Linked DNA regions of Homo sapiens: region 1 is linked to region 2. A link is a loop called in an ENCODE intact Hi-C map of the cell type or tissue named here. Cell type or tissue: ascending aorta. All regions are shown on one strand. Each heading gives the region's core, and the rest is flanking DNA. Links, peaks and the distances in the headings are about the cores only. Region 1 overlaps EBF1 (EBF transcription factor 1). Region 2 overlaps EBF1 (EBF transcription factor 1).

Region 1 (5,381 bases), core at 235-5,234, 280 kb after region 2:
AAGACCTCTTCCCCAGCAGCACTCCCTTAGTCTCCTCCGGTTACTACACGCATATTTATTCCCCAAGAACTAAGCACGGCCATGTCACATGGTGGTGATAATGGTGAACACAGCCACTGACTAGGAGGGCTTATTCCCAGCCTGGCTCCCAACCACCCTTAAGGTAGCTTGTCTGTTGTCCCTGTTATACAGATGCAGAAACTGAGACTGAAGCTAAGGTGGCTTGTCCCCATTTACACAACTAGCAAACAAGGAAGCCTGGGCTTTAAGCCCAGACAGATTGACTGGACTATGTTAAGCCCCTATGCTATATTACATTTCTATATTCAAGTCACTAGGTTAGGCACAAGAGGGCTACAAAATCCTGCCCTCAAAATCTTTCCCTGTATTAGGGGAGACATGACACCAAAGTAAATAAGGAAGATCTGTCTGGGAAAGGCTGGGCACCCAGCTGTGGAAGTACAGAGGAAGGAAAGATGAAGGAGAATTCAGAACAGGCTCAAGGAGGAACAAGTGGGATTCAGGGCCAGGGAGATGGGGGCAAGGGGCACTTTCAGCAGAAAGACTGAGGACAACCTTAGCCAAGAAGCAGAGACAGACATGTCCTGGATAACATGCGGTGACCAGTAGGATTCACAGATTCTATCATGATTCCAGCTGGCTTTGTCTCCCAGGTAGATAAAACGTTTGAAAAGTTACCATATATCTGAGGGTTTTTTTTTTTTTTTTTTGAAAAAGCAACTCTAGTCTCAACTTCTGGAGCCTCACAAAATGTCCTGTTAAAAAATAAAAATATGGTAGTCAAAAACATTTAGAATGTGGTGCTCCCTGGATCACTATCTTGGAGATCCACAATTAAAGTCTCTGGGGCATCCTGCAGTTAAATAAAAATGACTATTTCATTTAGTTTGGCAAACTTGTTTGCCTACAGAGTCCTTTTCTGCATGTTAAGAACACTTAATGTCATATGAAAAACTTTGGAAAATGCAACTATATTTTGGATTTAAAGAGAAAAATGCAGAGATACCTCTTTCTATTCTTATGCAGGTGAAGTAATTGATAAATCCTGGTCCCAGACTACCTAACTGTGTCTGTTTTCCAGAGCCAAAGACTTGAGTCACCAACTATGCTCAGTCTTTGTCCATGGAGATGTCCTCTCCTTTCTCCTGAAGCTTATGCTGCTTAGAGCTTGGGTTTCAGGCAATTTAGGCCTCAGAGGACTTCATTTATTCAAGACAGAGGCATCCCCAAGAAGGCTGTTACATGCCATTGGAACCCCCGCTGATGTAGTGATTCTAAACCTTAGCCATGTCCTGGACAGTCTACGCATGAAAAATTAAAAACAAAAAGGCCAGAGTAATTTCACAAAAGTAGTATCCATATACTGATGTTTTTTCTTTTCCACCTTGCTGAAGCTCAGGCTGGCTCTTCTCAACCCTAGATATCATGCAGCCCAGGACCAAATCCTATGGAATCGTCATTTTTTCCATGCACATATTCAGTCGGTGCAAGATTTACCCACTCACTTACCCCCCTGTTCCTGATTAGCTCATAATTCTTTTTTTTTTTTTTTTTTTTTTTTTTTTTTTTGAGAAGGAGTCTCCCTCTGTAGCCCAGGCTGGAGTGCAGTGGCGCGATCTCGGCTCACTGCAAGCTCTGCCTCCCAGGTTCATGCCATTCTCCTGCCTCAGCCTCCTGAGTGATTAGCTCATAATTCTTACACATGTGGTGGTTTGGGTACGACCACATTCCACCCTCTCACTCCAAACCCTCCCAGCTCTGCAGAACTTTGTTTTGTCTTTGTTTTTATCAAAAATATGGAAACGGTAATGAAAAATGCATTGCCTCTCAAAGCAATAGTTTTCTGAGCTTCTGTCAGAGAACATGATCATCCAGCTGCTGGGGAAAATGGCAGAGCCACCATGGTCTTGTGATGTCTTGGCACATGGTGCTGAGAGGGTGGTGTCCTCATGGGAATCTTTATGCACTCCACTTGGGCAAGTTAGCATGCCAATGGCATTGCTGGAACATTCCAAGCTCCAGACACCCATCCCTCTCACCCACATAATCTTCAGATTGCAGCACAGATATAAGAAAAACAACTCCTAAAACTCAAGATCTTCAGGCAGTTTTGCAGTGGAGTTTCTCTATTAAAAGGGCCTCTTTGGAGGTATCTAGGCTCAGAGGCCACAGGCAGGGATCTTTTCCCATAATTTACTCAACCGCAAGGGTTCTGCCCTTGGAGTTTAGGAAGTCATGATTGGGATTTAGAGAACAGTAATGCTTTGATATTACATGCAAAATTCTGGGTGTAGGCAACATGGGCCTTAGAATGTTCCAGAAATGCTGTGGCATGCTGTCTTGCCCAAGTAGGGTACATGAAGATTCCCCATGAGGATACTCAGCACTGTGTGCCAAGACATCACAACCTCTTTTGAAGAGAGGTTCCATAGCTCCCATTAGACTCTCAGAGAAGTCTGTCGGCTGATGAAGGCGAGGTAGGAAAGTAGGAGTGGGCCAAACCCACCCCCTAGACCCATATATTTGTTTTTAATTTCAATTTTGTGCTATCATGTATAAACTTGGCTATTTCTTTTTTTAAAAAAACAAAGTCTAAATCTCTAGCTTCTCTTGAAACATTTGAGAAGATCAGTGGCTGTGAGCAGGCATTCCTGCCCAGTGGCATTTGGTGGGAGCTGAGTCACTGCCCAGGCATGCCCTTGGCATCATCACCTCCATCCTCACTTACGCACCCAGGGGATTCACTCACTGCTGTTCGCAGCCTGGGCTCTTGGGATGCTGGAGTTTGCAGCCCCAATGGTCCAAAATAAAAAGCGCTGTTAACTATGAACTGGTACATCAGTTAGCTTTGCTTTAGAACTTTTAATGTGGCCCTAAGTGGAGGCTTAATCTAGTTGATCTAACACACTATTTGGGTACCAAAAGCCTGCTTAGATTTTTTTTTTTTTTTTAATTCTGGCCATTCAAATGGGATGTTTTCACAGACCAGCTAATAAATGTTGGCTGGACCCACCAACCAAATTAGCTTTTTCCTTTGCTTTGAATCATATTGATACTGCCTGAGTTGTGTGACTATACTATAGGGAACTGCTCTTTAATGCCAGGCACGCAGAATAGATTTTGGTGGAAAGCGAAAGTAGACTTGCACCTTTTGCCACAGGCTTAAAACTCCCGCTGTCTTTAATAAAGGTGCCTGGACCCACCTCCAGCCCAGATGAAAAGATCCTTGGGGAGGCAGAGCCATGCTGGGCTGTCACACAGCAAAGACTCCCCTGCGCCTCCTTGCCTTTGGAGTGATAGCATCTCGAATTCTCCAGTTAAGGCTTGGATTGAAATACTGAGCTCCTGGTTTCAGTCAAACCTAGGGCTCACTTGAATCTTAGGGGGACTGCATTTCCAACTGATCTCAAGTCTTTGGGGGTTTAAGTTGGTCTGCGTTTGGCAAAAGACAACTTCCTGTTTCTAAGAAAAAAAGGCTTATGAGGGCTTACAGAAAGGACTCCAGGAGCTTTTGGGCTGCAAAAAGGCTCTTGCAAAACAACATTTGGATGATTTACGTGTAAATGAATCAGAAACATGTGGATTGAATTTCCTTGTGAATACAGATGGGTTTAAAAATTAACGGAAAAAGTGTTTGGCAAAATACTTTTTGGGTTTCATTTTAATTGAATCTAAAATACCAGGGGTGGGGGTGGGGAAGCCGGAGGAACGTGGGGGTCTTGGGGCTAAGAGCCCAGGGTGGCCTCCCTGTGTCCACTTGCAGGATTTGTGGTACTGGGGTTCGCTTTTTTTTTTTTTTTTAAAGGCACATTCTTCCAGAATAGTAAACTAAGAGGGCCACTTCCTAGACACAGTCATCACTGACAAGAACACTAATTAATTTACGTTTAGATTTGCCATAAAAAGAAAGCAATGACTCTCTCTGCCTGACAAGACACTTAACCGTGATTGGGAGCCAAAGACGGCTGCCCCTTGCTTGTAATGTCAGCATCTCTCTCACTTTGACATGTTTCAAAGGTGCCACCCTGTTTTAATTTTCTTAGTTATCCTTTTATTCTTCCCAGCAATCACACAAAGTGTGCCACATGGGATGGTGCCTATTTGACATAAGAGCAAATACACCTCAGAAAAGTTAAGCAATTAACACAAGGTCACACAGCTAGTTTAGTAGCAGAAGTGATGGGTTAAAAATCCCAGCAGCTAACGTCTATCAGGTCCTCACTAGGAGCTGAACCCAGGCTAAGCACTTTGCATGTGTCATTTTATTCACCTCTCCAATAACCCTAAGTGTTGCTGTGATTCTAGCTACAGAAGCTGAGCTTCACAGCAGAAAAGCCAGAGGTGGGACTCAGGCCTATCTGATTCTGTGTTCTCTAAATACCACTATCTGCGACCTCCTAGCTTTGAATGCTTTCAACAATTTTTGGTTACCTCAAACAGGCTTCTTTTTTCCCAGGATCTCACTCCAGCTTCCCCAGGCTACAGTTTTCTAGGAAATATGGTCAGATCATTCCCGAAACGTTGAGTGAAGCCGTGATATGGAAGACATTCTGCAGTTTCATGCAAACCTGTCTTCTCCTCCCAGCTATGCTTTCTCCCAACTTTATGTTCCCAGTGAACAAGGCCTGCTGTAGCTGGCATTTCCTTCTCCCAGCTTAAGGACCTAAGCAAAGGCACTCAAGATTTCTGCTCTGTGGCTTAGTTTTTGTGCTAATACAGAGGATAGGGAATGCCAAGTTTTTTGTAGAAACTGCTTGCAGTTTGGATGGACCACTTCTTTATATTTTGGGTGTGAAGGGGAGGGAAAAAAGAGTGACAAAGTGAAAATTCTCACTATTTTGCAAGGTTCGAAGCTGCAACTTTCCCAGTGGTATTCAAACTATGCAACTTTCCAGTTATGCCTTAAAATTGAAATCAGATTTGGAGAGATGTTTAGGATATTTTGTTCTGTTAAAGACACATACCCATGCTGATTTATTATAATTTTTAATAAAGCACATGTATATTTTATAACGAAAATTCATTCCAGAGAAGATGAGAGCAAATTTGTGGCTAATAGTCGAACAACATAGTTGTGTGTGGGTGTTTTTTTTTTTTTAGTCTTCATTATTTTTCTCAGTGAGAAGTTTGAACGCAAAGAAACCATTGACTTCTGTCTTTTCTTTCATAGCGATATCTGGCATGATTGTTCCTCCTATGTGAAAGAATTGCCTTGAAGAATTGTATTAATGAAGAGGTTGGATTCTGCTACAGAGAGTAATCTGATACAAGTCCCAGAGTGGAACTTTTAACTCAGGCCTTTTTAAGAGGAATCACAATAACTGCAGATTTTTAAACAAACAAAATCACCGACCTTGCAA
Region 2 (5,381 bases), core at 108-5,107:
TGCCCTATGAGGTAACAAAGCAGTTCCTCATAGGGGAGCAGACCAGAAGGATTCATAGTTTCTAACCATTTGTTATTTTGGATTTCCTCCCAAGATAATTCTGGTTAAATCAAGAGTTTCATACATAGGATGCTGAATGGGAATTTGACCCTTTTTAGACCACTATATATATATATATATCTTTTGCTTTAAATACCAACAGGATTATATTCTCGGAATCAAGGGATCATGGACACTTTATTAAATTATATTTAGCTAGGGAGTTTTCCAAAAAAAAGCAAGCTGGACTTGTGATGGAAAAATTTAAGTACCGTGTAAAGCAAAAAGAATTAGACTGTGAATGCCTTGTCAACAGGGATTTTTATTTTGTTATTAATTCATCTATTCAACAAATATTTATCAAGTATCTTCAAGGTGCCAAGCACTGTGCTAGGATCTGGATGTATAACACTAAGTAAGGCAGACTAAAAAGTTATGGCCCTCAGGTAATTTAATCTTGTTAATCTTTATATCCTCGTTGCCTGACACAGTGGCTGACATGCAATAGTCCCTCAATAAATGACTGTTAACTTGAGTGTGAAGTATGCCCAAGTGCATCCTTTTCATCTGTGTTTTTAAGCCTTGGTAAATCTGCACCTTTGATTGAGCCTTACTGTGCAAATAATACTATTAGTAACAACTGTAGCAGCTAATGTTTATTTAATAAATGTCAAATGATTTACATTCATTAGCTCATTGTCTCAGGGCATTTATCTATTTGACCTAGGATTTCTAAAGATATTTTTAGGCATGTTTAAAACCTATCTACCTTTTTTACAGAGTTTCAATTAGCGTGTAGTTTGGTCTAGGCCATTGTAACTTATTTTGAATCCTTTTCCCCAAACCATAATTTGACAATGAAATCCCATTTTAAGCACATAGTGGGAACACAAACAAGTTCTGATTGAGTGAACTGGATGCAATTTTAAAATGATATTATCAGGAGGCTTATCTAGCTAGATCATGAGTCAAGTCTCAGATCTGTATGTTAATGATTTGAAGTCATTAGTCAATGCTGTTTTGCTATATGTGTCCGCTGGACTTTTAATTTTTTTTTTATTTTTAGTAAGATTCTATCAGCACTGTTTTGATGAAATATTTAAAATAAAACAATAGTAATTGTTCTACATCAGTCAGTGCAGTTCTGCAAAGTAACTGTAGCTTCTTGCGCCATTTTGTTAGGAGCTTGTGGATTATATCATGTGCACAACCAACAACATAAAACCTTTAAAAATACAGAACTCAGGGTACTTGAATGTTTATAAAGTATTTTAAAATTAATTTTTAATGAGTTTTAATATTTTAATATTATACTGGATTTTAAGTAAGAAAGTTGTTCTTGTATTAGGCAGTGGTGTACAATATTACTTCATGGGATAATGTTTAATTAAAATACACTAATTTATGTGTTTGTTTATTAGCTCTATCCCTAAAGCAGAGAGAACCTCTTCACAATTTTATGAAAAATGTAAATGAGGGTTTTGGCACCACTAATACAGTTAAATTAGAATAGGTAAAAATGTATGCTTCTACTTTCATAACTTTATAAAAAAGCACCTTAAAATGTTGATTTGACATACAATAAAGATCACTTTCCAGTGAAAAGATTAAACTCCCATGAAAACAACCTTCTATTTTTCTAATTTCCTTTTGACTTTATTAGGTTTTACCTGATTTGTTCTTGTCTCAAAACATTTTCCCTTGTTTCTGTAATTGTTGGAGTCATTTTGATGCAAGGATATTATAGTCAGTTTTTTTTTTTTAACATTTGGAAATGGTTAGCTACCCTTGCTGAATATGGCCCATTTTGAGTATTGGTGTAACAAATGAGAAACACCTTATTGAATAGTATATATTCTTTGCTGGTTCCTCTTATCCCCAACTAAGATTTTATGTTCCTCAAGATTTGGGCTTGGTTTTTGTAAACTTTTGCAGTGGTTTTAAATATTCATCATGTTTTAGAAATTAGCAATTATATTATAGCCTTAACCTTATTATGAAACTTACTAGTTTCTTTTTCCTTTTTAAAATAATTGTTTAAATCCCTTGATATAGACAAGGGGAAAAAAATGAGAAGGCATGTCATACTCCAGTTTTTCAGAGTTTTATTTAAGTGTTCTAGATACCAGCACACAAACACCTGCTGTTTTTACTGTTCTGGGTGTCATAGAGACACCTTCAGTAGCAACATGTTTCTAGCAGAAAATAAAACAGATTCAAACTACATTCAAAGGGGGAATGCCATGAGATATTTTCTCTCCATTCTTCCTTTGTTAGTTATTTATATTCACACATCTTCACTTAACTACATTCCTTAGTAAACAGCTTGCGGGGGGTTGATATTTGTTAATGAACTGTCAATAAACACATGTTCTCTCGACTTCTTAAAAAAAGACTATATTGGGGTTGAGTGTGCTGGTTTCCAATTCCTGTTCACGCCATGGAGACAGAGAGAGGAGTCTTGGCTGCGGATCTGGCCTCAGAGCTGGGCACGGCTTGCGATCACGTGGTGGAAGCACAGCTTTTGTGCAGGGAGGAAAGTGGCAGATTTTGATAGAGAGCGTGCCAGCAGTTATTAGGAAGAAATCGGGAAGTGTTTGGAAACAGGGCTGCTAGCATTCCCAACAAAGCTGGAGAAGTCTCTCCAAAGAACAAAAGGCAAGCACACGTTCAGGGTGAGGACTTTCTTCTCTGTTGACATATGAGACGTGAAGTGAGTCAGACGCTGACCCAGGTTTGGAGAGAGGACAAATAATAATATCTTTGTTGAAGGAAATGGGGTCTAGTCATTTTCTTTTCTTCCTCCTGTTATTATTCTTTCTTTGCCTTCTCTTTTTCTCTCTATGGCTGAACATCTCTACTCAATTGCCTAATGAAGTCCTTCTGACTATAAAATACCAACGGAGAAGAACCTCGGTCATTTGCAAACAAAAAACAAAAAACAAAACACTCCCAGTGACTTGTGGGTAGAGGAAAGCAATGATGCTGCAAGCAGAGAGTGAACGCAGGGAAGGGGCCAGAGAATGACCTTTGCATTTTGGGCACCAACCTAAAGTACAAATGAATAAGAGAAACTTAGAACAGCCTTAAATAAAACTATTTATAATTTGATTAGCGTTATTACTGCCTTCTCTTCACTTTGAATCAAATTATCTCAAGAGCAACAATTCTGGAAATTTTTGCTTTAGAAAAAGAAAAAAAAAGTTGAATTTCCCAGTATCCTTGTCTGCTTTTTTTTTTTCCTTAAAAATTTCATGCATTGTTAGGGAAGAAAAGTCTAGTCTAACTCACAAATGCATCCTTATTCTCATGTATATTTGATACCGGCCCCAGTCTAATCTGATAAAGTGCACTTTGCCTGTGGTGTCTTACAATAAGCTGGCTGCATTAGTGCCGGGAAAAATCAATACCGATTTATAATTTACCATCGCAAAAACCTATCACTTTTTATGACCCTCCATCCTGGCTCATTAATATTACATTAAAACACACACACCCACTGCAACAGGGGGAAATTGTAGCTTGTCAGGTTTACAGCCATAAAGAAACCTTTAATTGGGCTTAGTTTGGGAATTCAGGCACAGATTTTGTTTATTTGTTTTATTTTTAATGTATGATATTTACCTTAAGTGAATTTTAAGATAATGTGTAATATACCTATCTATTTCTCTGAAAAGAAAGGAGAAAAGCATGTCGCAGAAATTCTGACATCCACTTTCATATAGATCTTATACATTTTAATAGTCTCTAATAGCATTCTTCTCTGTTTTCCTATAGTCTCCAAACCTTTTTCACTTTCTTCTTTTTTCTCTTTGTGTGAGTGTGGATTTCTTTATGCTGAAACATTCCAGCTGATGGTATTTCTCTTATCTTTTTGGCTTGTCATAGTTGATATTTATCCTTCCCACCTCAGATCAGGAAGAAGCTAAATGCCACCTTTTGCATTGTCTGTCTCTCAAAGAAAGGATGCATATTTGATTTTTCTTCTACACCGAATGGAGAATATTACACTGACCCTGCTTGGAAACTGAGTGATTCTCCTAGTGCTTGTTCTTTCCCAAAAGAGAACTGTGGACTCTCTCTCTGTGTGTGTGTGTGTGTGTGTGTGTGTGTGTGTGTGTGTATGTGTGTGTGTGTGTGTATCTTCAATTCTTTTACCTTCAAGAAACCCCCAAAGAAAAATCAAACAATAGTCTTTCCTTAATCAAGCCTATTAAGCAGCTTTGCCCTCATATGTTTTTAGACTTAAAAGTCTTATATCTAAATTCTTTCCAGATAATGTAAAAAAAAAAAAATGATGTCACTGTTTATGTTGGCAGCGGCAAGGTGCTCTATTTATTTCATACTATTCAAATAGTTTCCAGGGAATTTTTCCTGTAAAAATCATGAACAGAACTTACCACATGGCTTGCCCCTTTCCCTTGCTGCCTTAAAGGTTAAGGCTTCTGCCCCTTCCAACCTTAAAAAGAGGCAAAATGAAGTGTAAAGCAGATCCAAAAAAATAAATAAATAAGGGAAGGGGGAAATTCAGTGTGTTCTCAAGTGTGCAGTAGTTCCACACCATGCAGCAAATACATGTCGTGATTGGGTTTTTAAAAGACATCCGCCTGGCCCCTGACTGACAGGGCCTATTGATTTTTTAGGTTTCTGCCGTCATCGGTTTCCAGCCTCACAGCGGCCGCATGTCGGGGGTCAGGGCGCACCGGGGCGCAGTGAGCCAGCCCTCGCCACTTCCCAAAGTGAAGGGCCGCTGAAAGAAAATCAATCATGTCATAAGTGAGAAGCATCAAAAATTTTCCCCCTGTATGGCCAAGGCCCATCAGCCTGTCTCCACTCAGTAGCTAAGGTTAGGCATCTGTCAAGTCAAGACTAGGTGAAAAGTATTAGAAATGCCAGTTTACCCACGGGTAGACCGTGTGGGTGTGAGGCAGCCTCTTCCCTTTGTCTGGCCATCCCGGGATGACAGGGTTGGCGTTTTCACTTAATTTTTGAGTCAGAATCACCCATTTTCCCTTCCTTTAGCCTTTGTGTGTGTGTATGTCTCTTTCTCTCTCCTCCCTCCTCCTAAGGCAGGGCGGGTTGAGGCCTGGTACCCTGTTTATTTAAGAACCAGTGAAAAGTCAAAGTGGATGCATTCCCAGGCAGCCCACTGGGAGGTCAGCGCCATGGCATTCTTACTAAGTCACAGAGTATATTTCCCTAAATGAAGCAGATTTTTAACCACCCCTTTCATATCTTGCTGTGGAAACGCACATGACACAGATAAGTTTAATTGTGAAATTAATAGTGCATATCCCATGGTAGAAATTTTATTTGGCTACTGTGCTGATGTTTCTGAACTG

What was found. A loop is a pair of places that touch in the nucleus more often than their neighbours do. Peaks named below come from ENCODE experiments on the same cell type or tissue, not always from the same donor. Only the 100,000 strongest peaks of a DNase experiment are listed, where the experiment ranks them.
Region 1: it touches region 2 in a loop (2.6-fold over the local background); 3 of 110 quality-filtered maps call a loop at or near these places.

The regions. Positions count from the first base shown.
Region 1 is chr5:158,698,953-158,704,333 of GRCh38, reverse strand. It overlaps EBF1 (EBF transcription factor 1), which reads left to right. Exons shown (of 16, transcript NM_024007.5): 16 at 5,192-5,381. The coding sequence ends at 5,223. Among named protein-coding and RNA genes, the nearest start is that of LINC02227, 290 kb to the right of the region's middle. In ascending aorta, for the core only: no CTCF peak of the experiment used is centred there; a DNase peak (open chromatin) is centred at 2,713; H3K27ac peaks cover 4,430 bases.
Region 2 is chr5:158,977,579-158,982,959 of GRCh38, reverse strand. All of the region lies in intron 6 of EBF1 (EBF transcription factor 1), which reads left to right. Among named protein-coding and RNA genes, the nearest start is that of EBF1, 120 kb to the left of the region's middle. In ascending aorta, for the core only: no CTCF peak of the experiment used is centred there; DNase peaks (open chromatin) are centred at 2,579 and 5,099; H3K4me3 peaks cover 1,613 bases; H3K27ac peaks cover 4,323 bases.